Linked DNA regions of Homo sapiens: all the other regions are linked to region 2. Evidence: read pairs that join two places in POLR2A ChIA-PET (ENCODE). Cell type or tissue: MCF 10A. All regions are shown on one strand. Region 1 overlaps NEDD4L (NEDD4 like E3 ubiquitin protein ligase). Region 2 overlaps NEDD4L (NEDD4 like E3 ubiquitin protein ligase). Region 3 overlaps NEDD4L (NEDD4 like E3 ubiquitin protein ligase).

What was found. Peaks named below come from ENCODE experiments on the same cell type or tissue, not always from the same donor. Only the 100,000 strongest peaks of a DNase experiment are listed, where the experiment ranks them.
Region 1: POLR2A ChIA-PET joins it to region 2 with 12 read pairs; 6 of 35 experiments call an interaction of 5 or more read pairs at or near these places.
Region 3: POLR2A ChIA-PET joins it to region 2 with 10 read pairs; 4 of 35 experiments call an interaction of 5 or more read pairs at or near these places.

Annotation. Positions count from the first base shown.
Region 1 is chr18:58,303,407-58,311,406 of GRCh38, reverse strand. The region is part of intron 5 of NEDD4L (NEDD4 like E3 ubiquitin protein ligase); the gene reads right to left. Among named protein-coding and RNA genes, the nearest start is that of MIR122HG, 140 kb to the left of the region's middle. RefSeq lists silencers at 746-845, 651-873. In MCF 10A, no CTCF peak of the experiment used is centred here; a DNase peak (open chromatin) is centred at 736.
Region 2 is chr18:58,216,728-58,224,727 of GRCh38, reverse strand. All of the region lies in intron 2 of NEDD4L (NEDD4 like E3 ubiquitin protein ligase), which reads right to left. Among named protein-coding and RNA genes, the nearest start is that of NEDD4L, 180 kb to the right of the region's middle. RefSeq lists an enhancer at 798-1,391. In MCF 10A, no CTCF peak of the experiment used is centred here; DNase peaks (open chromatin) are centred at 487, 867, 3,197 and 6,427.
Region 3 is chr18:58,114,660-58,122,659 of GRCh38, reverse strand. The region is part of intron 1 of NEDD4L (NEDD4 like E3 ubiquitin protein ligase); the gene reads right to left. Among named protein-coding and RNA genes, the nearest start is that of NEDD4L, 74 kb to the right of the region's middle. In MCF 10A, a CTCF peak has its summit at 569 (motif pointing right); DNase peaks (open chromatin) are centred at 579 and 4,479.

The DNA.
Region 1 (8,000 bases), 87 kb before region 2:
CGGGGTAACAGAGCAAAAGCACTGGTGATTCTTGGTAAAATGACCCATGTGTATTTCTGGAGCTATGTATCAAGGTAATATTTTTTAAGTTGTGAGTTACAGTCCCACAAATGGTACACAGGAAGTATTTTTTAAAGTTAAGCATAATATAGAACAGAAAATATCAGTGCCTCACATAAAACACAGGTATGTGCTATTTTGAGGAACTCATCTCAGTTACATGCATACATAAATGTGTGTACTAAGTTGTGATCTAAGGTTAATTTCTTTTTGTGTGCCATCAAAAGAATTAGAAAGCCACTCAACTACAGAAAAGGAAAACCATCCACTATTACCAACTGTCTGGGGTTCCATCCTCAAAATCATTAAGTAGTGATTTCCAAAAAAAAAAAGGTTTAGAGTTTCTTAAGACAAATGGAAGGGAATTGTAGAGAATTTAGAACATAAGTCAGACAATAATAGAATGTAAGCAAAGACAGCATATGATCAGATCTTTGTATGTTACAGATCGAGGTAAACATCACAGCTGCCTCTAACACTAAGCCAGAAAAACAACCTGGGCTTTCCCAGAGGACTAGCGAGTGCAGCTACCCCATCAGCTGTGCCACTGGCCGGCCCCAGTGCTGACAGAGGCCCTCAGTAATGCATGACGCCAGCTTTGGCATTACAGAGAAAAGGAAGGCAGAATGTTCCTTTTCCTCCTTCCACTTGTCAGGCACCTCAGCTTCCATCATGCAATCAGAGCAGGGCTGTGGTTCAGGAAGAGGTAAAGTGTGAGTGCGGTTCCACCCACGCTGGGCGTTGCATAACCCAAGGAAGGTTTCTGCACCTGGGTGGTGCCTCTGCCTTTCAAGGTGAATTGCTTCAAAATATGTCACTGAAATTACCTTAATCAAATAAGAGCCAAGTGGCACTCAAATAAAGAAAAAAGTGTGATGACATATTCTCTGAATGCACATACTCCTACCAAAATTCACTTCATATGCACCAGAACACAAAACCCAAACAAAATTCAAGTACTTTTTGGTAAACACACACAGGGCTTTTACATGGCCAGCTCCTCTGCCATTTAATTTTTAAGAAGTAAGGGACAAAATCTGCCATTCAGTTATACACAGTAAGGTGTGTCCTAGAGACACTGGTCCTTATTTATAACAACAAACAGGACCTCCATGTCAACAGAGTGTCAGAGCAAATTTGCAGGACTTTTACAGGCCCCAGGAAAACCATGCTGGAAGGCAGCAGAACTCAACCCTGCTGGCTGTACCTACAACCAGGAAGACCATCTATTTTGAGGAACACTTATTACTGAAGTTTAAAAAGTTAAACTGAAGTCAGAGAGAGAGAAAGAGAGCGAGCAAGAGTGAGAGTGAGAGCGAGAGCGAGAGCAAGCGCAAGCAAAGAACAACTGTGCTTGCAAGGATTGCAGCAGCCCTGCAATAGCAGCCTGGCTTTAACTCCAAAGCATAACTAGACCAGTATAATCGGGGTGGTGAGAAGACACTCCTTTGTGGGCTCAGAGGGAGTCCTGGTGGCTCCAGGTACTTGGCTGTGACATCAGGGGATGAGGTGTACCTGATGTCCCCACCTCCCTCTGGTTGGGTGGAAGTGGTTCAAGAACACTCAGTTCTCTGCCCCACACCAAATATAAGCATATCCCAGGTGCGGGGTCAACTAAGGGCCACAAGAATCACCATTTTTTTTTTTTTTGCAGGAGGAGCACTTGATAATCTGAACTTAAGACCCAGGAAACTGGGGGTGCGAACACTGGGATAGGACTCTGCCAACTAGATGCCCAGGTGAGCAGCACTGTTGTGCTTAGGAGCTTTTCCTCATCAGCTCCTTCAGGCAGGGCTCAGCCACAGGCAGGAGGCATCTCTCCCCGCACATCCTCACCTGGACTGTCCATGGTTCAAGTGCTCAGCAGCCACAGGGTCTGGGGGCTTTGGAGCTCTGGACAGGATAGGACAACAGAGTTCTGCCACGTAGCAGGGGCATGAGCAGAATACTGCAGGGACACCTTGAGGGAGTGACAGATTCTGCTGAGGGAAGGCCAGGGATGACTGTGCAGGACGTAACTTCAAGCAGGGTCCTGAGGGAGGAGTTTGCAGGGAGGACAGAGCAGGGATGACAGGAGTGGCCAGCACGGGAGCATCCGGCTGAGGGCTCGCTGACTAAAAGGTCCATGCCACTGATGAGGCGTGGCCCCGTGGGGCAGTGGGGGGGAGGGAAACTGAGGCCAGGCCTCAGGGTCCCATATGGCTTGCTCTCTCAAGACGACAGTCTCCCAGGGCAAGTGAAGACACATGAGGACATTAAACAGGGAATAACTGGCAAGGACTGTGTCCCAAAAAGGTGCCTGAGCAGGAGAGCTGACTGGAGAGAGAGCGCCGAGGACAGCGCTGAGGACAGCGTGAAGTCACCCAGTTGAGCACCACGAGGGTGCAGCCCACTCAGGACACGGAAGGTGCGGTGTCCCAGCAGAAGGGTTCCGCTCAGGGACGCTTCTTGTCAGCAGGTGTTTGTACACTGGGTGATGAGGGCATCAGGTAATGCCCACTAAGGCCTCAGTGCAGTGCCCATCAGGAGGGATGGGAGCTGCAGACCAACGTTACTGACTTGACGCAGACACAAAGCAAAAGTGGAGGACGGTGGAGGAAGAAGCAGCCCAAGGGAGGCGCGGCCAGACCACTGCCTGAGACTCGTGCTGAGTGCAGGACCAGCTGTCCCACCATCCAGGCACTGAAGCTGCCTGCAGCACAGGTGGCAACAGTCCATGCTGCCTGTCACCCTGATGGTCACCGCCTTTATTCTCCTCTCTGTGAAGAGATGTCTTCCCCTTTCACCCAGATGTGCTTGGTTACAGATCTAGGGGAAACGACTGCCTCTTCAATGTTGTACCTTTTCAGAGGAGGGAAGAAGCCAGAGCTTGTCATGCTTACAGGTTCTGGGGCACAGCCTGGCATCACAGTTACTGTTACATCTGCTGCAAAGCTGTCCAGCTGCACAAATGCCACTGACAGCTTCTTAGAAGGCTATTCTATTTTTGCAAAAAATGCAGATGTAGAAACCCCCCAGGTATTACTGGGGTCCTGTTATTAATTGTTCCTTCACTGTCTTTCTTGTGAAAGAAATGCTAAATGTATCTGCTGAATAAACTAAAACATTTTAATGAATATAACATGCTAAAAATAAGGCAAACATGTACATATATTCTATTTCTTACAAAGCAAACTGATATGAGATTGAACTTAATTTAAAAGTTAATTTTAAAGTTAATTTAGAAGGAAAATGTGTCACTGGGTTCTCTTAATATAATATTGTTTAATTTTGTGCTTCTGGTTTTATGGTGCAATTTGTCTTAATTTCTTAAGATTTCAGGATAATTTTACCAGGATAAGTGTCTCTTTTCTACTTTTTTAAAATCAAATCTTCTGCAAGCAATTTTAATACCAGACTAAATGTATCAAGGAAAAAATAGCAATGATACTTCTAGATCCTATATTTTTTTCTCTGAACTTAGCTACCAAAGAACAGATCTTAATCTGAAATATTGAATGACAGACACTCTTGGTAACCATGCAGTGTCAAGAAATGATTTGGATTTGGGTAAAAGTAAGCCTAAGTACACCAGGGGTTCAATGCCAGTTTTTACTTTGATTTCATTTTCATATTTATTGCTAAAAGCTCTTCCTCACATATCTCCGGGCATCTGAACCTCACAGTCCATCCCACTGCCTGGCTGTCTCATAGTTGGGATATGTAGAATGTCACAAGCCAGCAACAACAAATTACACGGGAATGGAAGTGCCGTGTGGTTTTATTCTTGAATTGCAATTACTGAAGACTCTGAACTAGAGTCATACAGGTTTACACAAGGACACTAGCTAACTTTTCATAAACTCTCCATTAAACAGCCTCAATGTAGGCATTGGCATTCTAGTTAGATCTGCTGCAGGACTTTTCCTTAGTTCAGCTTAAGAGGGGTCCTTGTCACATGACTACGAAAAATTAGGCTCACAATTTAAAGGGTGAGAAAAATGGGATTTATTGGACAAAAAGGAAAAAAAGGAAAGCAGGAACTCTCCACCAAGCTGGAGTCCTGCTAGTGTGCTTCCTGCCTCGCAGACTGAATCCTAGGTACCATCCAAGAAGACGAGGGGCCAGGCTCCTCCCTGCTGCAAATGGCTCCAACTTCCCAAGGCTCCACCCCAGTGCGCACTCCTCCCAGTGTGCGGGTCGGTCAGAGGCTCTCCCGGGGAGCCATTTCCACCTGGCTGTCTCAGATCCTTTCCTCCTTTAGCCATATTTTGGCTGAAATCACATCTCTGCCCAGTGGACTCCACCAAAGTTGGCTGGGGGAAAAGCTCCAGCTTTACTCTGGGGAGAAACTCAGGATTGCAAGGAATAACAAGCCAACCTGTAGCTCATCTATCATGTGCCAAACACTGCTATAAGGAGGTTAAGAAACTTGCCTGGGCATGGTGGCTCACGCCTGTAATCCCAGCACTTTGGGAAGCTGAGGTGGGTGAATCACCTGAGGTCAGGAGTTCGAGAACAGCCTGGCCAACATGGTGAAACCCGGTCTGTACTAAAGTACTAAAAATACAAAAATTAGCCGGGCGTGGTGGCGGTTGCCTGTAATCTCAGCTACTTGGGAGGCTGAGGCAGGAGAATTGCTTGAACCCAAAAGGCAGAGGTTACAGTGAGCTGAGATTGCACCATTGCACTCCAGCCTGGGTGACAAGAGCAAAATTCCATTTCAAAAAAAAAAAAGAAGAAAGAAACTTGCCCAAAGTCATAGAGCTAGTAGGTAGTGGCCCAAACATGAACCCAGGCAGTCTTCCATCATGATGCAGAACCTGTACTTCATGTACCAGAGTTGTAAGGAAAACATGAACAGGCTCCCCGAATCCCTCCTCAAAAATCCTAGTATGCTATGCTGCCATCCCCAACTCCATATCCCCTCATGGATTATGCTTGCCAAATCTTGCCATGTGCCCTTCCTTCCTCATCTATATTTTAATATAAAAATGAAATGAGTAACGTATGAGCTTGAAAGAGAAAACAAATGGAATTGAATAGTTTTTATTCTTTTACTTCACCCCCCTCATCTCCCCCACCCCTGATATCTTTTAAAGCAGAGCTCTTCAAACTGGAGCATGCACAGCTCTGGGGATATACAAAGACATTCCAGGGGACTTGGACATGGACAATTCTAGAGAAATCATTTTCTAGATCCTTCCATATGTCCTCTTCCTTGAAACCGATCTGGCATGAGAACAGTGCTTGCCTTCTGTGGCTCTCCTTTCCTGCTTACCCTTTCTAAATCACAACCCTCCATCCCTGCCTTTCCAAAGAAAGACATACTCCTCACCCTTCTTGAATCATACACCATGGTCCACTTTGCTGGGTATAAAAGCCACTGGAGGACAAAATAATGAAGGAACAGAATCTATCATAAAGTCAAACTATTAACTAGGTTGTTATAAAAACATTTCCCTGAAAACTTCTAAGTAGTTAAAGCTAAGTCTCCCGGCTCCCTCCCCTCCCCACCCGACACAACAATTTTAGATGACAGCAATGGAAAAGAAAAATTCCTTCTTTCCACACACCAGCTTGATGAGAAAAGTGTGGAGAGGAAAACTTCAAAACTTTGTAAAACAAATTAAACCAAAGATTATATGTATTTTGAACGTATACCATATAAAACAAGGATGTCCAAGGATGAGGAGAAACTTCCATTAACTAGATTTCGGAGTCTAGCAGGTGCTCGTTTAGGCAGAGAGTATGGGCCTCCTTCTCCCTACAATCCACTGAAGACACACTGAGAAACAGGGCCCAACTCACTCTTTTTCTAGTCTCTTTATGACAGAGTAACACCAGCAGGTACTGGAGCAGAATGCGCAGCACTGAGGTGTGCCATTAACCAGAGGTGCCCAGGCTGCTTAGACACTGGAATCCCTGCAAAGTTCTCAAATCACTGTACCCAGGCCTCACCTCAGAAAATTAAATTTCTGGTGGAGGGGCTCAGTTGTAGGTGTGATTTAAAAGCCCTCTATCTTATTCTAATTTTTGGCCAGGGCTGACAACCACTGGGTGAAGCTACCCGTTTTCCTTGTTCACAAAAGAGAAACTATAATTACTTATTAAACTAGTGGAGTGACACTGATCAGCAAACTGATACTAAATTGCAATCTCAGAGTATATGATAGGTTCCCCTCCTTCTCCAGCTCTCCTCACTTGTGCCTCTGCTGTTCTCCTAAATGAGAAATCGCTGGGCCCATTTACATATGGAGGTAAAAATAACTGCCTGGGCCCGGAATGCAGATGGGATGCAGAAGATGGTGCATTTCTGGCTGCCCCTGTTTGGAACCCTAGCCCTCTGGCCTGATAGGGCTGGGATATTAATAGGAGTAAGATTCACAGGTGCACAAAGCACAGGGATTTCACTGGTCATAGCCAAGGGATATCTGGCTGCCACTCTAACACTGGGGCTAAAAAGACAAATCCCATTTCAAAATAGAACCAGAGAATGTGATCTTTAGGAGGGACCTCAAAAGTCATTTAGTGCAACATACATCTTAGGCTTGTATCCTCATCCATCCCCTCTTTCAAGTGGTTGCTCACCCTGCTTAGCTTTGAACATCATCAGTGATGGGGAGCTAACTACATAATGGGTTTGTGGAAAGCGGATGGGTTTTGGACATATAGATGGCTAGTTTAAAATCCCATGTCTATCTAGAAGTAGCTGAACAACCAAAGGAAGGTTTCTCAATCACCAAAGGCCAATCTCATCCAAAGTGAGGATAAAAACCACTTTATCTTGCACAGTCATTGATATTACATGGGAAAATTAGATTCAACAAATGTTCTTTCTTTCTTTTTTAATTGAGACAGAGTCTTGTTATGTTGCCCAGGCTGAAGTGCAGTGTCACAAACATAGCTCACTGTAGCCTCAAACTCCTGGGTCCAAGCAATCCTCCCACTTCAGCCTCCTGAGTAGCTAAGACTACAGGCATGTACTACCACATCAGGCTAATTTTTTTTTTTTTTTTTTGTAGAGACAGGGTCTTGTCCAGGTGGTCTCAAAGTCCTGGGCTTAAGTGATCCTCCCACCTCGGCTTCCCAAAGTGCTGAGATTACAGGTATGAGCCACTGCCCCTGGCCAATAAATGTTACTTCTGACTAGGGTATCTCAAAGTCAGCATCATTAACATTTGGAGCTAGATAATTCTTTCCGTGAGGGCTGTCCTATGCTTCGTAAGGTATTTGGAAGCATCTCTGGCTTCTGCTCACTAGATATAGCAGCAACTCTCACCCCTCAGTTTTGTGCAATCCAAAACTGTCAAACGTCCCTGGGAGGCAGGTGTGGGGTCAGGGGGAAGAAGTGCTCCCAGTTGAGGACTACTGTCCAATCCTACTCCCTCCCCTCCACTCTGGAAGGTGTCCATTCCATCTTTGGGCAACTCTATAAGAATGTTCTAGTAATCTGGTGTTCATTTTTCTTTAACTCCTATCTCCTTGAAACATCAAAAGAAAAGTAATGTAAGTTTCTGTAACCAGAAAGTGGCAGGACTAGGATTTCAACCAGAATCTCTTCCATGCTAACACTCAAGAGTGAAACAGTTATTTGTTTCCACTATTTCTTAGTGGCTAATCTCTACCACGGGTCAGGATGGCTTAATTTGAAGAAAGTTACATCCTTATCCTCTAGCTGCTTTTCCTTTTGCCCCCAGAGTACTTAGAAAAAGATCAGCAAGCAAAGCTCCATGTACCAGAGTATTTCCTTATTAACGGGTAAAACAGAGAGTGTGACATAGTTCACTATGTGGCTGCCAGGGAAATCCCCAAGAAGCTGAGACCAAAGGCGGAGCTCCTTGCAAGACTGAGTTGTGTTTAAGATCAAGAGCAAAAGTTACACAGTTTCCAGAATAAGGAGCCAGGCTACATAGGGCTATTAATGGGAACACACAGTGGGGCTAGCATCAAAGCCAGGA
Region 2 (8,000 bases):
ACTGACTAAAAGAATAAAGAGAAGACAACTTGTTTTCAAGTAATGAACAGGACAAGTGACTTAAATAGCCTTTTGAATGAGTTAAGCTAAATAGTTATACAAATATAATACCACACAGGACGGTGCCCAAAGAGAACAAATTCCTTTCAGATAGATCACTCACTGATTAACCTCAGGTACAGTTATGGCCCTGAAAACCTCAACAAAACAGGGCAAGAGAGAAAAAGTGGAGTATATCAAAATGCCTTAAAGCCTGCCACGCCATTTCCTCTAATGAAGTTAGAGACTTCCTTCCAGTGTCAAGCCTGTCAACTCAGCATGGCAGATCTCGGCCAAAATAAACTCCTGGACCCAGTTAATTGAGCTAAAAGGAGTCAAACCCCAGCACTGGCAAAGGCTCAAAGATCACACCCCCAGGACTCTCAATGGCTTCTGCCCAAGAATCTATGACCAAATGACCTCTGATAACGTGACAGGGTTTCCAGTCACTGACCTTAGTCAGAGGAGGCTGTTTATAATTGCATGTGATCCTCTTGCCTGCTGCAGGCCAGATGAGTAATCGTGAAGTGAACAAGACAGCTTACATCACTGAAAGCGGTGCGTTTTCCATGTATTCTACGGAACTCCACTGAGTCCACTGGACTCCCGGATCTCTATTTCCACTTAGTCTGAAGGGCAGGGGGCTCTTGGCAGGAAGCGCCCAAGTCCTCCCTGTGGCCCCTGTGGGAGGGAATCTGGGTACCGCCTGCCCACATCCCACTGCCCACCTGTGCTCCTGGGTACTGAGAAAACCTGGCCAGGCACAGAGGAAGCACAAATATTTACTGTAGACGAGGGTGTGTCGAGTGACCCTTGGGGAATTCTGGGCCACTGGGAACGCAGTCAAGATAGACTCAGAAAACAGCAGAGAACATGTGCTTCTGCCATTGCCCTGAAGGCCAACGGCCTCTGAAACCTCCGTGATTCAAGGTGAGCGAGTGGCAGGCTCACTTCAAGCCCACCTGTAGAAAGGAAAGCCCCGTCTATGTTACTAGCACACTACATCATATTTAACTCAAAGCACATAAGAAGGAAAAGATTTCCATCAAGGTGAAAGAAACGATATGAAAATGGCTTCACATGAAAACTGACTTGGTAAAACCCTAAGAAGTACAGGCTGAAAAAATAAACATTGCCTGGAATGAAACATAAAAATCCCAAACAACCCTCCCATCCCAACAGAACCGTCAAGACCACAAAAGCTCCTGTCCCATCACTTGCCTTAATAAGTACATAGAGCCCCCCACCATCACCACATCCACCAAACAAACCACTTTGGAATAAAACTTCTACACTCAAGTAGCAGAATTCATATAATTTCATACCTGCCTTCATTTTATATCTTTTCATTATATTCCACAGTGCCAAGAAAATGTCCCAAATGTGTCGTTTTAAATCAACATTTAGTTGCAATACAGGACTCCAGAAAACCTTCATTTAACTTAAAAAGGCAAATTTTCATAAAAACAATAGGAATGAAAAAGGTTAAGGCATAACATCTGTAACTAATACAGATGTTTACTTCCTCTTAACTAAATAAAAAGCATTTCTTCCTCTCTTCTTGACTTCCATCTTACTAGATTCCCACAAGAATTAAAGTTCACCTTGTATTCCTTACAGACATTAAAAAAGGTTTAAAAAAAAAAAAAAAAGGTCAGCACCCACCACTGTGGCATTCTTTCTCTTCCTGGTCATTGCTAATGAAACTCACTCACCAGCCTGGGGCCAGCACAAACATACTTTAAAATCCCACTTCCCTTATAGAGTTATTTGCTTCCTTTTGTTTCTTTCACTGGCAATATCTCATTCAAACATGTGTAAAGTACTTTTCAATGTGAAATAAGTATTAAAGAATAAACATTAAAGAATAGCTATGAAATAAGTACTAAAGAATAACTCAGATTTGACTGTAGGCTTTGATATTTCATATTGTTGATACATTTTTATTGTCTTTAGAATTCCGGCCATCTTAACACTTAATGACATCAGAAATACTTTACTGAAAGTAACCCGGCTCATTAATACGAAGGTGTGGCCTGCACTCAAATTTATTTCAAGCTTTGCCAACATATGGATACACTATAACCAGTTAACTAACAGTTTATGAATCACCATGAAATGAGACAGTAAAGAAACAAAAATCACATGTTAATCATTCAGCATATTCACATGTATGAGTAGGAAGGGTGGGAAAATGATAGAAAACCTGAGGGAAAAACTCAGTTGAATATGTTCTGGGCTTTGACTTTTGTTTTCTCAAACAAAAAATATAATAAAATTTAGTCTAAATCATGTAAGCCAAATTACTCATACCGAGGAAGAGAAAGATTTCTGTTGCTACCAACCAAAAATTCAGATATAAGCCATGAATTATTCTCCAAGCAAACTATTTTATGACCTAAGATGGTATTTTACTTGAAACAAAGGAGAGCTGGTATCTCCCTCTTCTCCAGGAGGTTTCTAAGTCAGAAATACTGAGACTCGAAACAGAACAGGAAGGAAAACACAATTCTTTCCTCCTCAACCTGTGATTTCTAAAACAGAAAACCTCATTCATAGAACTTCAGCGGTCTCTGTTTTCCATTATTTTCAAAAATAAAAGTATTATTGCTTTGGTTTTTGGAAGAAAAGCTGTACATTTTTCTAAACAGTCAAGAAAGTTAAGAAGCAAAGAACAGGGGACCAGAATTCTGATCCCAATTCTTTTCAAGGCTCATTCTTTGCCTATCATTCTTTTTATGCATAAGGAGGGTAAAATTGACCAATTATAGCTAACTGTGAACACCAAAAAGCATTTAAAATTGAAAATCTTGGTACATGCTAGAACTATGCCGCTGACATAAAAACAGTATTAAACCAACATCAAACTCACACCAAGAACAGATGTTATGCATTCATATAGCAAACATACAGTGGTGTCTTTGTTCTTACCTATACTTTTCCTCAAAGCTGCTGAAAAACAAGGCTGGAAAGTGTTCAGCTGGACTAGCGCTGCTGGAAATCTACCTTGGTGACCCTCCGGCTCCCTGGCCTCGTCTTCCTCCTTCCCAGTTTTAAAGCAGTGCCCGTACACACCTCTGCTGATACCGGGGGAATACCAGCAAGTTTTAACACAACTGAGAAGGAATGCGCCCAGCTCGCTACTTATACTGATGATTCACTTCAATGACAGGTAGAAAGAAATGCTTGTTGGTGGAAAAGGGGGTTGCGTCAAGCTCCACCTCCTACCATAAGGTTAAGTAGCTCCACCCAGCTCAGCAATTAGCTTACATCATCACCCGGGGCCTTATCTCCAGGTTCCCTGCAGTTGTTCCTGCAGCATCTTCAAGTGAAGTTCTCAGTGGGCTTCCACACAGGATGGGCAATAACAGAGGTCATGAGGTTTTGTGGATGACTCTATGTCTGGCGGGGCTGTTTTGCTTATTTAAAGCCAGATCAGAGATTTTGGCATTTCCAACAGTAGAGGTCAGCCCTTCACCCTGCCACAAACTAACTCAGCTTCTACATTCTGAGGTTCTGGCCCTCGAGGCCCCACACTCGGCAGATGGGAACACAACTTCCTGGCCCTCCAAAAGCTTATTGTCTTGAAGAGGGGAAAAAAACAGGAACAAAAATAACTATGATACAAACTACAGCCCCCAAAAGAATCAATAGTCAGATGAGAGACAGCCCCGCCCTGTAAATCTGCAGTCTGTACTGTGCATCCCAGTTTTCAGATCCCAGTTGTGTGCCCTTAGGTGTAAATCAGGGCCTTGAAGGTGCCAGCAGAGCTCTACCCTGGGACCCAGCAGCACCATGTCCTCGTTTGAGGGGTAGTCTGGCAACCTGACCACCCTTACTCTACAGAAATTCCAAGAGCAAGTCAAACATGTGCTCTCTGCCTGCGATGGGCACTATGCTACTTCTCTTTCCTCTTGCTGGAAGAAGTCACACCCTACTCTCCAACCCATGCAGCCCTCCACCCCAGCAGATGCGGCTCTAATAGGAAGTGTCCCCAGTTGTAGCAAACAGCTAACTTTCTATATGCACTCAAATGTGGTGGCATGCTCACTCGCGAAGTGTTCCTGGCATCTCAGCTGAGAAACCCTGTAAACTAGACTTGCAGTTCCCCCCAGCGTTCAAACGCTGGGATTTCCAGAGGTGGGGGGAAGATGAACGGATCACCCCTTGAGGCTGGGAGGACTGCTGAAGGCTTAGAGGAGCAAGTGGGCACCAGGGTTCAGCTAGAAACATTCACCCTCCTGGAGACAGGGGGACAGTGCCAACCATTCTCAGTCTTTTTTTTTTTGAGATAGGGTCTCACTCTGTCACCCAGGCTGGAGTGCAGTGGCACGATCTCACTACAGTCTCTGCCTCTGGGGTTTAAGCAATTCTTGTGCCTCAGCCTCCTGAATAGCTGGGACCACAGGTGTGAGCCACCACGCTCCACTAATTTTTGTATTTTTGGGGTTTTGCCATGTTGCCAAGGCTGGTCTGGAACTCCTGGCCTCAAGTGATCCACCCATCTCGGCCTCCCAAAGTGCTGGGATTACAGGCATGAGCCATCGTGCCCAGCCCGTTTTCAGTCAAATTCTTAAAACAAGAGGAACATCTCAAGTTTTCAGTCTTCAGCAGTTGAGGATACACAAGTTGCTGAATAGACTAAATTTAAGAACAAGATTTCCATCATCTTTGATTATGTCTAAAACTATCAAATTAAGCTACAATGTTTCCAATTTACACACTAGCTGGAAGGTTAAAAAAATAAGAACCACAATACACTATAAGAAAATGTACCTAAACAAGTTGAACAAGTTTTTATTTATTTATTTTTAACGATTTGCCTATTCCCTTAAAGATAAAAAGCATCTACACGTCCTACCAAATGTTACCTGATTGTGATGGGCTTAATTGTATTTGCCCAAAATTCCTAAGTTGAAGTCTTTAATACTTCAGATGGTGACTGTATTTAGAGAGAGGGTATTTAAAGAGGTAATTAAGTTAAAATGAGGTTAGTAGGTGGGTCCCAATCCAATATGACTGTGCCCTTATACGAACAGGAGATTAGGACACGGACACAGGTACACAAATGACCTGGGAAGACCCAGAGGAGCATCTGCAAGTCAAGAAGAGAGGCCGCAGAAGAAGCCAATCCTGCTTCATCGCAGGCTCCGGACATCCAGAGCCCTGAGAAAACAAATTTGTGGTAGTTGAGCCACCCAGTCTGTGCTACTTTGTTACGACCGCCCTGGCAAACAATCACAACACTAATTACACCACTGTTTCCCTCTGAAAATTAATACTAAAAAATTGAGACAATTGACATTTCTAATAACCATTCCCCCATAACCATACACTTCACTTGAGTATGCTCACTTTTGCCTTGTCCCATGAGGTTCTCATGCCTCAAAAAAATGCATAGAAAAGCCTCATTCTGGAAGGGAAAAAAAGGCTACATTTGATCTTTCCAACTCCAATTCTGCCACCTCCATTCTAGGCAAACTGATCAAACAAATGGTGTACATCCACCTCCCTGCCACCTATGTCATTTTCCCTAACCCAGAGAAATCGGCTTCTGCCAAACTTGCATTAAAATGTAACTGGAAAATAGTCAGTGACCATCAGCACCAAATGAAAAAATGTTAAGCCTGGAGGGAATGCTGGAAGTCTTAGTTCAATTCCTTTTGTCTAGAGGAGAAAATTAGGGCCCAATCAAAGCAGCGCCATGATCTAGGGACAGAGGCTACAGAGTGGATTCAACCCTCACACCAGCTCCAACACAATGTTACCACCACTGCCTTCACAATACTATTCACTGAGGGAAGCCTGAAGCTATTCTAACCTCACCAGTGTCCCAAAATGAAAACTGCCACCATGATCACCAGGCTATAGTGAAAAGAGACAAGGATGCACATATCGGGATAATCCATGGAAGATGGCCAGGTTCTGAGACTAAGTCTAAAACCAGCTTTCTTTTACCGGGGCACTACTGACATTTTGTGGCTGGGTAATTCTTGGTTGTGGGGGATTCGATGTGTCTGGATTTGATGAAGAAAAAGCTGCTGGCGTCTTAAGACAGATACTTCAGTTTTATAATCTGGGCAGAATGCAATAAGCAAAAGGAGAGGAGGGACGAGCAGCCTCCCTAGAACTTTCCACAGCCCTCAACGACCAACAAGGTCACTGAAGAGACACCTGGGAAGACCAGGGGTGGGTCTCCCAGAAGTCTGGCAGTAGGAGAGGATGCTTTCATTCTTGCTCATTTCCCTTGGAATTTTTTCTAAACTCAAATTTCAAAATGAAGTTAAAAAGTCATGACATTCCTTTAATTGTATATTGCTTACACTTAAATGTAAGCAATAAGCCATTGTTGGTTGGCACCTAACACTTCCGACAATATTACCCAAAAAATTGCTCAATACTGTTGACTACACTTAAAAGACTGGGCAGTTTTTAGGGTGTGGTTTTATGAAATACCACAAAGGGTCACAATGGATCAGCTTGTTTCAATGCAAAGCAAAGGAAGTATATAAAAACAGTTAATTCAACTGTAGGCAACATAGCCAAAAGGAATAAGAAAAGCATGAAGACTGATTTCATTCAAAACAGGATTTTATTAAGAACATAAAATCTGAATTTCATAGTATTCCAAAGATGGTTCAGTTTTTGTATTTTGTTTGCTTTTGTTTTTAATCTCAGGATTTGTTAGTGAGATCATCTTGATATTTTCCTCTAAAAAGTCATCATGAATTTATCCATACTCTGCAGCCTTCGAAAAGTACGTTTTTAAAAATAACATTACGAGCTTTACTAAAATGCTTACCATAAAATAGTTTAAAAAGCATCATTCTAAAAAATATCATAGTATGATTCCAAATTCATAAACTATTTCCATATACATAAATATAAATATAGCCAAATATAGATGGAAATAAAATTAAATGGTAACCAATTTATATCCCTGTGGCTATTTGGCTCTACAGGTAGATCAATGCTTTATGTTTTATCTTTTCCAATATCTAAATCTGTTACAGTCGGAAAAAAAAGTTATTTAAAAATTGCTAAGATTAGCTGGGTATGGTGGCATGGACCTGTAATACCAGCTACTCGTGGGGCTAAGACAGGAGGATCACTTGAGCCCAAGAGTTATAATGCTGCAGTGAGCTGCAATCACACCATGGCACCACACTCGTGGGTGACAGAGCGAGACCCTAGCCCCATAAAAAATAAAATTAAAAATAAACAAACTGCTAAGAATGTACTATATCACTTATTTTAACACAGTGAGTAACCAAATGAGAAGAATTCAGATGCTGAGGGTAGAGGAGACCCAAGTTTCTCTATTTTGTTCAAAACCAGCTACAGTAGAGGAGAAACTAGGACACTTGGAGGGGGAGGAATAAATTGAACACAACGAAGATAACATGACACAGGCAAAAATCTTTACATAACACAGGCAAGGTTTGGTGATAACAACATAGGCTTGAATTTCCTCACATGGTCTTAAATCCCTCCTAACTCGCGTTAGCTTTTTCTTCCAATGCCTTACAAATGTGTGGTTTACATGCTTCATAAGGTCCTACAATCAACTCACTATAACAAAACATCTGAAAGGCAAATTGTTTCATCAAGAAGGGGGAAAGGTCTCCTGCATCTTTAAATGCCATTCAGTAAACACAATACGATGTACCTCTTCTGCTCAAAGCATTTGAAAAGACCCCAAGATTTGTATCCTCAAAACATTTAGAATCTGGCAGCTACAGACAGTTCCTAATTTATGAAACCTTGTATTCCTAATGTTTAATTTTTAGGGCTGTTACTTAGGATCCTGATCACATTTTCACAGGAAAGAAAGACCTCAACCTTAGTGAAATCTGCCAGTTCCTTAGGCTGTAAAGACCATCTAAATGGAAATGACTCTGGCCCCTCTTTTGAGCTCCATTCTCCTCTACCACCATCTTCACACATCCACTTGGAGATCT
Region 3 (8,000 bases), 100 kb after region 2:
CAGGTATAGCAGCCTCATTAACTCAGCAGTATCTAAATACACATCATGTGAAAAGTTACCACAAATTTTAAGTCTCTTAAAAAGGGCAAGTTGGAGGTAGCAAGGCAAACACCACTCCAGGGCTCACTAGACTTTTATATTTTATTTTATTTTATTTTATTTTAGACAGAATTTTGCTCTTGTTGCCCAGGCTGGAGTGCAATGGCGCAATTTCGGCTCACTGGAACCTCCTCCTGGGTTCAAGCTATTCTCCTGCCTCAGCCTCCTGAGTAGCTGGAATTACAGGCGCCCGCCACCACACCCGGCTAATTTTTGTATTTTTAGTAGAGACGGGGTTTCACCGTGTTGGCCAGACTGGTCTCGAACTCCTGACCTCAGGTGATCCACCCGCCTTGGCCTCCCAAAGTGCTGGGATTACAGGCGTGAGCCACAGCACCCGGCCTAGATTGAGTTTTAGACACTTGTCAGCAACTAAACACTGCCAACCCTGCCATCAGGTTGTGGGCACAAAACCATCACTTCCACCCCAGCCCTAGGGCTGAATGGCAGCTGTAAGCCAAAGGGCTACCACTAGAGGGCGACACAGCCCAAAGACTTGAGCAACTCCCAGGCACTGATTTTAATAAAACAAAGCTCTGAGCAGAACGAGTTGAAATTTCTCAAGTTCAAAAACCTAGTTTATTTTTTAAATGAAACAATACTATAAAAACATAGAAAAAACACATATATGGGTGTGCAGAGAAAAAGGTCTCAAAGGCTTCACACCAACCTGGTAACAGGGAAAATAAGACATGGGAAGGGAATGGGGCAAGGCAGAGAAATGGCAGACCTCCACTTTTTAGCCTAAAGGCTATGCTGAGTATTTTTCAAGATTGCATTCATATATTATTGGGATAATTTTAAAATACATTACAAATCAGAAAATATAATAAACATAGAAAACATATAGTTGGCCAGGTGTGGTGGCTCATGCCTGCAATCCCAGCACTTTCGAAAGCCAACACAGGATGATGACTTGAGCCCAGGAGTTTGAGACCAGCCTGGGCAACACAGTGAGACCTCATCTCTACAAAAAAAATTTTTGTTAATTAGCCAGCTGTAGTGGAACTCGCCTGTGGTTCTAACTACTTGGGCAGTTGAAGTGGAAGGAGCGCTTGAGCCTGCAGTGAGCCAGGGCCACACCACTGCTCCAGCCTGGGTGATAGAGAGACCCTGTCAAAAAAAAAAAGAATGAAAGAAAAGAAAGAAAGATTAACAACTGAACAAAACTTGCTACAGACAGAATCTCCAAACCAGCAGCATTCAGAAGGGTTCTAAAATCTATCTCACTGAATTCTGTAGGTAGTTCCTGAGGAAAACCGGGCCCCCAAAGAGTAATTTGCTCCAACAGGGGCCAAAGTTAAAATAACAGCCCACTCTCATCCAAGATCCTAATAACACACGTGAGAATCCTTTCTCTGTTGTGTCCTCTACTAAAATGCTAGCAGTTATGGTTTGGTCATCAATTCTCTATCTTACTAATATCATTCTACACTCTGTTCTCCCCACCAAAAAAAAGAGAAGACACTTTTACTTAGATCACATTGCTGAAATGGCATGTCTTCCTTTGGCTAAATTAAATTTTAACAAATATCTGTTGAAACTTTCATCACTTGATAGAAAAACATCACTTAATTATTATAAATCTAAAAACCTACCTAAGTCCATATCTTCAAATTATCTGCAATGTATAAAAACAGTCCAAGCAGAATATGGTAATAGTCACCTGAGTACATAAAGATACCAGTGGGGATGGGGGAGTGAGGGGGGGATTACATCTGTTGGACTAAAGAAAATTTTCCTGAATTTGAAGGTAGAAAGGGACTTTTTTTCTTTTTTTTGAGATGGAGTCTTGCTCTGTCACCCAGGTTGGAGTGCAGTGGCGTGATCTCGGCTCACCGCAAGCTCCGCCTCCCAGGTTCATGCCATTCTCCTGCCTCAACCTCCCGAGTAGCTGGGACTACAGGCTCCCGCCACCACGCCTGGCTAATTTTTTTGTATTTTTAGTAGAGACGGGGTTTCACTGTGTTAGCCAGGATGGTCTCGATCTCCTGACCTCGTGATCCGCCCGCCTCAGCCTCCCAACGTGCTGGGATTACAGGCGCGAGCCACCACGCCCGGCCGTGGCATTTTTTAAAGGGTGAACATTTGCTGCATACTCATTATGAGCTGGGCATTGTACTGATAGTATTTTATGTTTTGTTACCTCATTCCATCCTCACAAATCCCAGTGAGGTAACTGTAATTAACCTCATCGTAGAGGGAGGGAGAATACAATTGGCCAATGAATAGCAGAACCAGGACTCAAACTTAGGACTGCCTAATCCACACCTGCTCTTGGCTGACATCAGAAGGCCTTGTCTTTACTCCTCCTGGTGTGTTTCATTTCACCCCCTGCCTCTCTCCATCCTTGCTGTCTGGCCTCGACAGGGATTTCTGCCTTTCTATTTGGGCAGTCCAATCTGGCTGACGTCAAGGCAGCCAGAGAGGTTTCATGGGTTCTGAAGAGAGCAAGCAAGAAGGGATCCAGAGACTGGAGAGGCCGATCCTGGCAAGGAGACTTCTTCCTTAAAGGATCAACAGGCAGAGGGAAGATCTTCAAAGACGATTAAGGAAAATTATCAGATGGCTTGCTCCACAATGCGATGTGTGCCAATCTGCTGCAGAGGGAGATTAAAGGGGGCCTGGGGAGCCAGGTAAGAACAGGCCGTGGTGCTTGACCCTGGCTGCTATGAGAACCACCCGGGCAGCTTCTAAGCAAACCGCCAATGTCCAGGCCTGCCAGCCCCCGACCAATGAAGTCAGCATTTCTGGGTGTGAACCCCAGGGCATGGGGGCAGAGGTAGGGTTTTAAACCTCCCCCAGGTGATTCTGATGTGCAGCCAAAATTGAAAACCACTGGGCCAAACCAATAGCTAGGCGAACTGGACAGTTACACAGGGTCCAGCAGGGGCTGCAAACTCTCAGTCGTCCAGTCCCAGCTGGCTGAATCCACTTGTTATAAAGCTACACCGCTTAGCTTGGTGACATTCACCAGCAATTTCTGCGGCTAGGAACAGAGAGAACACACCAGGGCCATCCGGGACAGCAGGTCAGTGGATCGGGGTAAAGGTGTGTAGTGTGACTGCAAAGACACTGTGGCAGCTGCTGATGAAGGAGTCCAGGCTGATAAGCGATTCCAGAACACAAATGCCAGAAAGAGAGACTCCAGGGAGGCCCAGAAACCAGGCTGGGGGCAGAAAAGGACCTCAGAATAGCCTGGGTACCTTTTTCAACACAAATGTATACAGGTGCCCACACCTCCCCCACCTCCCCCATTGCTCTGGCCCTTAGGAAAGTGAGCAGGCAACTGGACTTTGGCAAAGCCCTCCCAGGCTTCCACTCTCCATGGCCCATGAGAATGACTGGAACAGAAGGGAAAGATGGGGACAAAGGGAAGGTGGGGCATGAGGGGTAAGGTTGGAGAGGGCAGACTGCAGAGCCTGAGAGCTTAGAGGTGAAGTGTTTTCAATGAAGACTGGCTTGGATTAAAGAGAAGGAAACATTATTGGATTTACTTCGCTGACAAAAGATGAGGACAGTGTATTAGCAAGCACAGCCACAGGGCTATCAAGAGCCTTTGGGATGACCCCGGGCCTGGGTAACAACAAAATCCAAGACCCAGAAAGGTAGTAGCAGGTGGTGTGAGCTGAGGTTAGGACCTTCAAGAGAAACCCAGTTCCGCTTGGGGGGCTGAAGAGGATCTGGAATCAGCGCCCACCCAGGGAACAAGAAATGTCAGCACTGAGTGTGATGTCAGCTCCCCCACCCACAGGACACAGGGGCCTTCACTGGAGAGTGGGAGAAAGTGTGTCCTTCCTCAGCTGGGAGATGAAGAAATCAGATGGGCTTCTCTTCGCTCTAGTGATTTGGTAAGTATTTCAGGACATCTTCAAAGATTCAGTGCAAAAGATTTGGCAACACCGCCCCCACCACCCCGCCACACACACACAGACACATACATACACACAAACAACAACAAAACAAAAAAGAAGAAAAGGGAGGATGAACAAGAGGAGGAATACAGGTTCCTAGAGTGGCGAGCACTGAAAAGCAGCAGCGCAGTTCTTTCAGATTTTTATTTTAATAAATAGGATTTTGTAAACAAATTGTTTTAACACACTCATTGATGAAGCAGAGCTTCTAGTTATATCCATAAAAGAGATGAGAAAGTAGGAAAAGCCACAAGTCTGCTTCACCAATTTCAGTTTCCATTTTTATCTACTCAAAAATGTTCAGACCACAAATTCTGCATCCACAGCCTCACGTCACAGGCATCATAAGCACCTGACAAGTGCTTACTGCGCAAGCAGCGCCTTACCAGAATCCGGCAGGATACGTAAGAGCATGTGCCTCTTGATAACCATGTGTTCACAAAGAGATCTGTGTGTTCACTGACACAGCAGATGTGAATTCTGAGTCATACACAGGTTAAGGTTCACTCTAACAACTTGGCAATGCCAGCCGAACTTCTGAGGCTATTGCATGAAGGAAAAGGGAAGGGAGCTAGTTAAGTCATCTTGAGGGGACAAAGAAATGTGGAGTGGTGCAGTCTCCAGTGTCAAGTCCATTCTTTCTGCTGGGCTGTCATTCACACTAAGCATACTGGAGCAGCTGTTCTAAAAAATGAAAGCAATGCCTGAATAAAGCAGAGCCAGCCACTATCCAGAGGTTAGGAGAGGGGAAGCTTCTCCTGGCAGCACTGACGAGGAAGACGGGAAACATTCTATACACTCCATGTCATGGAGTATATAGGTGTGTAGTGTGACTACAAAGACACTGTGGCAGCTGCTGCTGAAGGAGTCCAGGCTGATAAGCGATTCCAGAACACAAGTGCCAGAAAGAGAGACTCCAGAGAGGCCCAGAAACCAGGCTGGGGGCAGGAAAGGACCTCAGAATAGCCCGGGTACGTTTTTCAACGCAAATGTATACAGGTGCCCACACCTCCCCCTATTGCTCTGGCCCCGTCAGGGTAACCGTGAGCCACGTTTGCTACATTTCGAACAATCCCAGGGAAACTGGTTCAAAGACAACTGTGAAGCGATGAGGATGGTTTTCATACATACAGACCTCTGGTCTCATTAGCTTATAATTTTACCTTTTCCACTATAATGCAGTTCCCCAATAAAGAATAAAAAATGGCTGACTGCTTCCCATTTATTCCCGTAAATAAAGATTAACACACAGAAGCAATGTGGCTGACATCCAAACTCAAAAGTGTACACAAATCAAATTCGAATATGATAAAAAGTAAATTGATTGTGTATTATCTTGAACATAAATTATTCTGGATGGTAATGAGGATGAACTGTTTTTCCTGCTCCAAGGCAACTGGGCCTGGAGGTATTCTACTTCTTCAATAATATATGTGCTGATTTACATTAGTGTCTGGAACCATGACCTTAAATGAATCTGTAAAAAACAAAGCACTTGAGCAAAGAGGCGGTTCTGCAAATGCTCCAGAAGAGGAAAATCTGTCTGAAAATTCTTAGTTCATTCCTCAACTGTTTACTAAGCACTTGCTTTCTCCCAGGTATGTTAAGAGCTGCCGCTTTCTTACTCCTGAAATTCCCTTCTAGATGGAAGAAGCTCTGTCCAGCATATTCCTCCTGCCTCTCCCACCCTCACACACTCCAACCAGGGTAAGAAAGAAGGGCCAGCGTTGGCAGGAGTTTGGGTAAAGAACTGGCTGTGCCAAGCCAAGCCCCCGCTCCTTGCTGTATTGTATCCTTCACAAGGAGATCAGTCCAAAGGATGGACCATCAGTGTGAAGAGCAGCTCAAGCCCATGCTGGCACTCACCAGGGTGGGCATGGGGGATGTTAAGTCTGCCTAATTCCATGTTCTGTGTTAGGAAGCCCACTGGCCTGGACATAGAAGCCACATTCCTCTATGTTAAGCCTTTGCCCTAACAAAGGTGATGCTCTGGTCTCCCTCTGCAAATGCTTTTGTTATTTCTCTGGTGAACTGTACTTACTGGACCCCCTTGAGTCCCTTGAGCTTAGAACTGTGCTACTATTGTATAGGGCAGTACAGTTTACAACCCATGAGCTGGCCCCAAATTTAGGCTGCATTAGATGCACCTGAAGGGGTTATTTTAAATTGCAAATTCCTAAGACCCAGGCCATAAACTCTGATGCAGCAGATCTGCAGAGGGCTGACATCTGCGCCTGGAAGAACCGCAGCTAAACCAAAACCACATTATGAGAAGGCATGGAAAAAAATTCATGGATCTCTATACCTCTGAGCTTTAAAACAAAAACACAGTATTTTAATAAGTCTGATTTTCCACTTCCATAAAATTAAATGATTTTGTGGTTGATTTGGTGACTCACAGAAAATGCTTACAGGGCAAGAAGACTGGAAGTAAGAAACGCAATTCTGAGCGTGCTGTCTGGAAGAAGCGCTGTAATCAAATGACCAGGTGGTCACTGCGTTCTATCAGGATGTCAGCCTAAGTTAGCCAGAGCCCAAAGAGGCACACTGGGGTGTGCGCTGGGTCCCTGTGCAGGCACAGGAACCACTGAGAAGGACACAGTAGTTTTGGGGGAAAGTTGGCTGTACCGGGTTTGGTCAAGCTATCCAAAAATCATCAGGCCTAAACACGCCTTGCTCCTCCAATAACATCAATTTCCAACCCAAATTTAAAGTTAACAAACGTAGAGTGCTTTCTAGGGCCTGTCAAAGAGACACACTGTACTGATTTTGCTAACCTCTTAGCAAGGGAAAAATAATCCTATTTCAAGATCTATAATGTCAAGTTTGCCCAAAAGGTGAAGTTAAAACTAACTCTGTATTAATAATATTCCGGGAAGTGCTCCCCTCTGTCAACGTTTTGCTCATGTCCCAAGTGTCCCCACGGCATTGCCACGCAACACAAGAGAGGATGCACATTCCCTCCATTTAGGCAGCAGTTCAACAGAACTAACGGGAGAGAGTAAGTCAATCTTTCAAAAGTCCAAAAATCCTCAATCCCCATTCTCAATTCAGACCAGGTTCACAGTCTCCTTCCCCACCAGAGTTCTGGAAATTAGAATCCAGTATTTCTCAACAACTTCTACAAGTATGAGAAATTTAAACTCATCTTGAGAGGACTCCTGGGTTCCCTCTGAATATTTTAATATCCTGCATTAATGAGGAAAATGCAACTAACCTCCTATGTTTCCTAAACAGACTTGTCTTCCCGAAAAACTTGAATGTAAGCAGGGAATTGCATCTCCCCTAGGACTGCTTTAAAAACCTCTACCACTTACTACAATGGATTCCCAGAAGGCAACTGGACTGCATGATTCTAAGGCACCTACTGTGGGCCCAGAACCAGAAAAAAAAAAAAAAAAGAAAGAAAGAAAGAAAAGAAAAAAGAATGAAAAAGAAAAGAAAAACATCTCAGGCAAATACCAATAGGAGTCGGCAAGAAGACAAAGGCCAGTGAGCCAGGTTCACAATATCAGACGCCTAAGGTTTAGCCTACCACTGCCGCAGGTGGAATGACGGTCCCCCAAGATGCGCGAGTCCTAATCCCCAGAACCTGTGACTAGGTCAGCTTACACAGAAAAGGGGGATTAAGGCTGCAGATGGAATTAAAGTTGCTAATCAGCAGACCTTAAAATAGGGAGATTATCCTGGATTATCCAGATGGACACAATGGAATCACAAGGGCTCCTGAAAGTGCAAAGGGAGGCAGAAGGAGAGCATCCCAGGAGGAGATGTGACCATGTGGGAATGGCCACAGAGATGCTACTCTGCTGGCTTTGCAAACGCAGGGAGGGGACAATGAGCTGAGGCTGCTAGATGTCCTGCAGAAACTGGGAAAGGCAAGGGGATCCTCTCCTAGAGCCTCCGGGAGGAACACAGCCCTGGCGACACCTTGAGTTTAGCCCATGTTAGACTCTACCCTACAGGACTATGACTATGAGATATAAT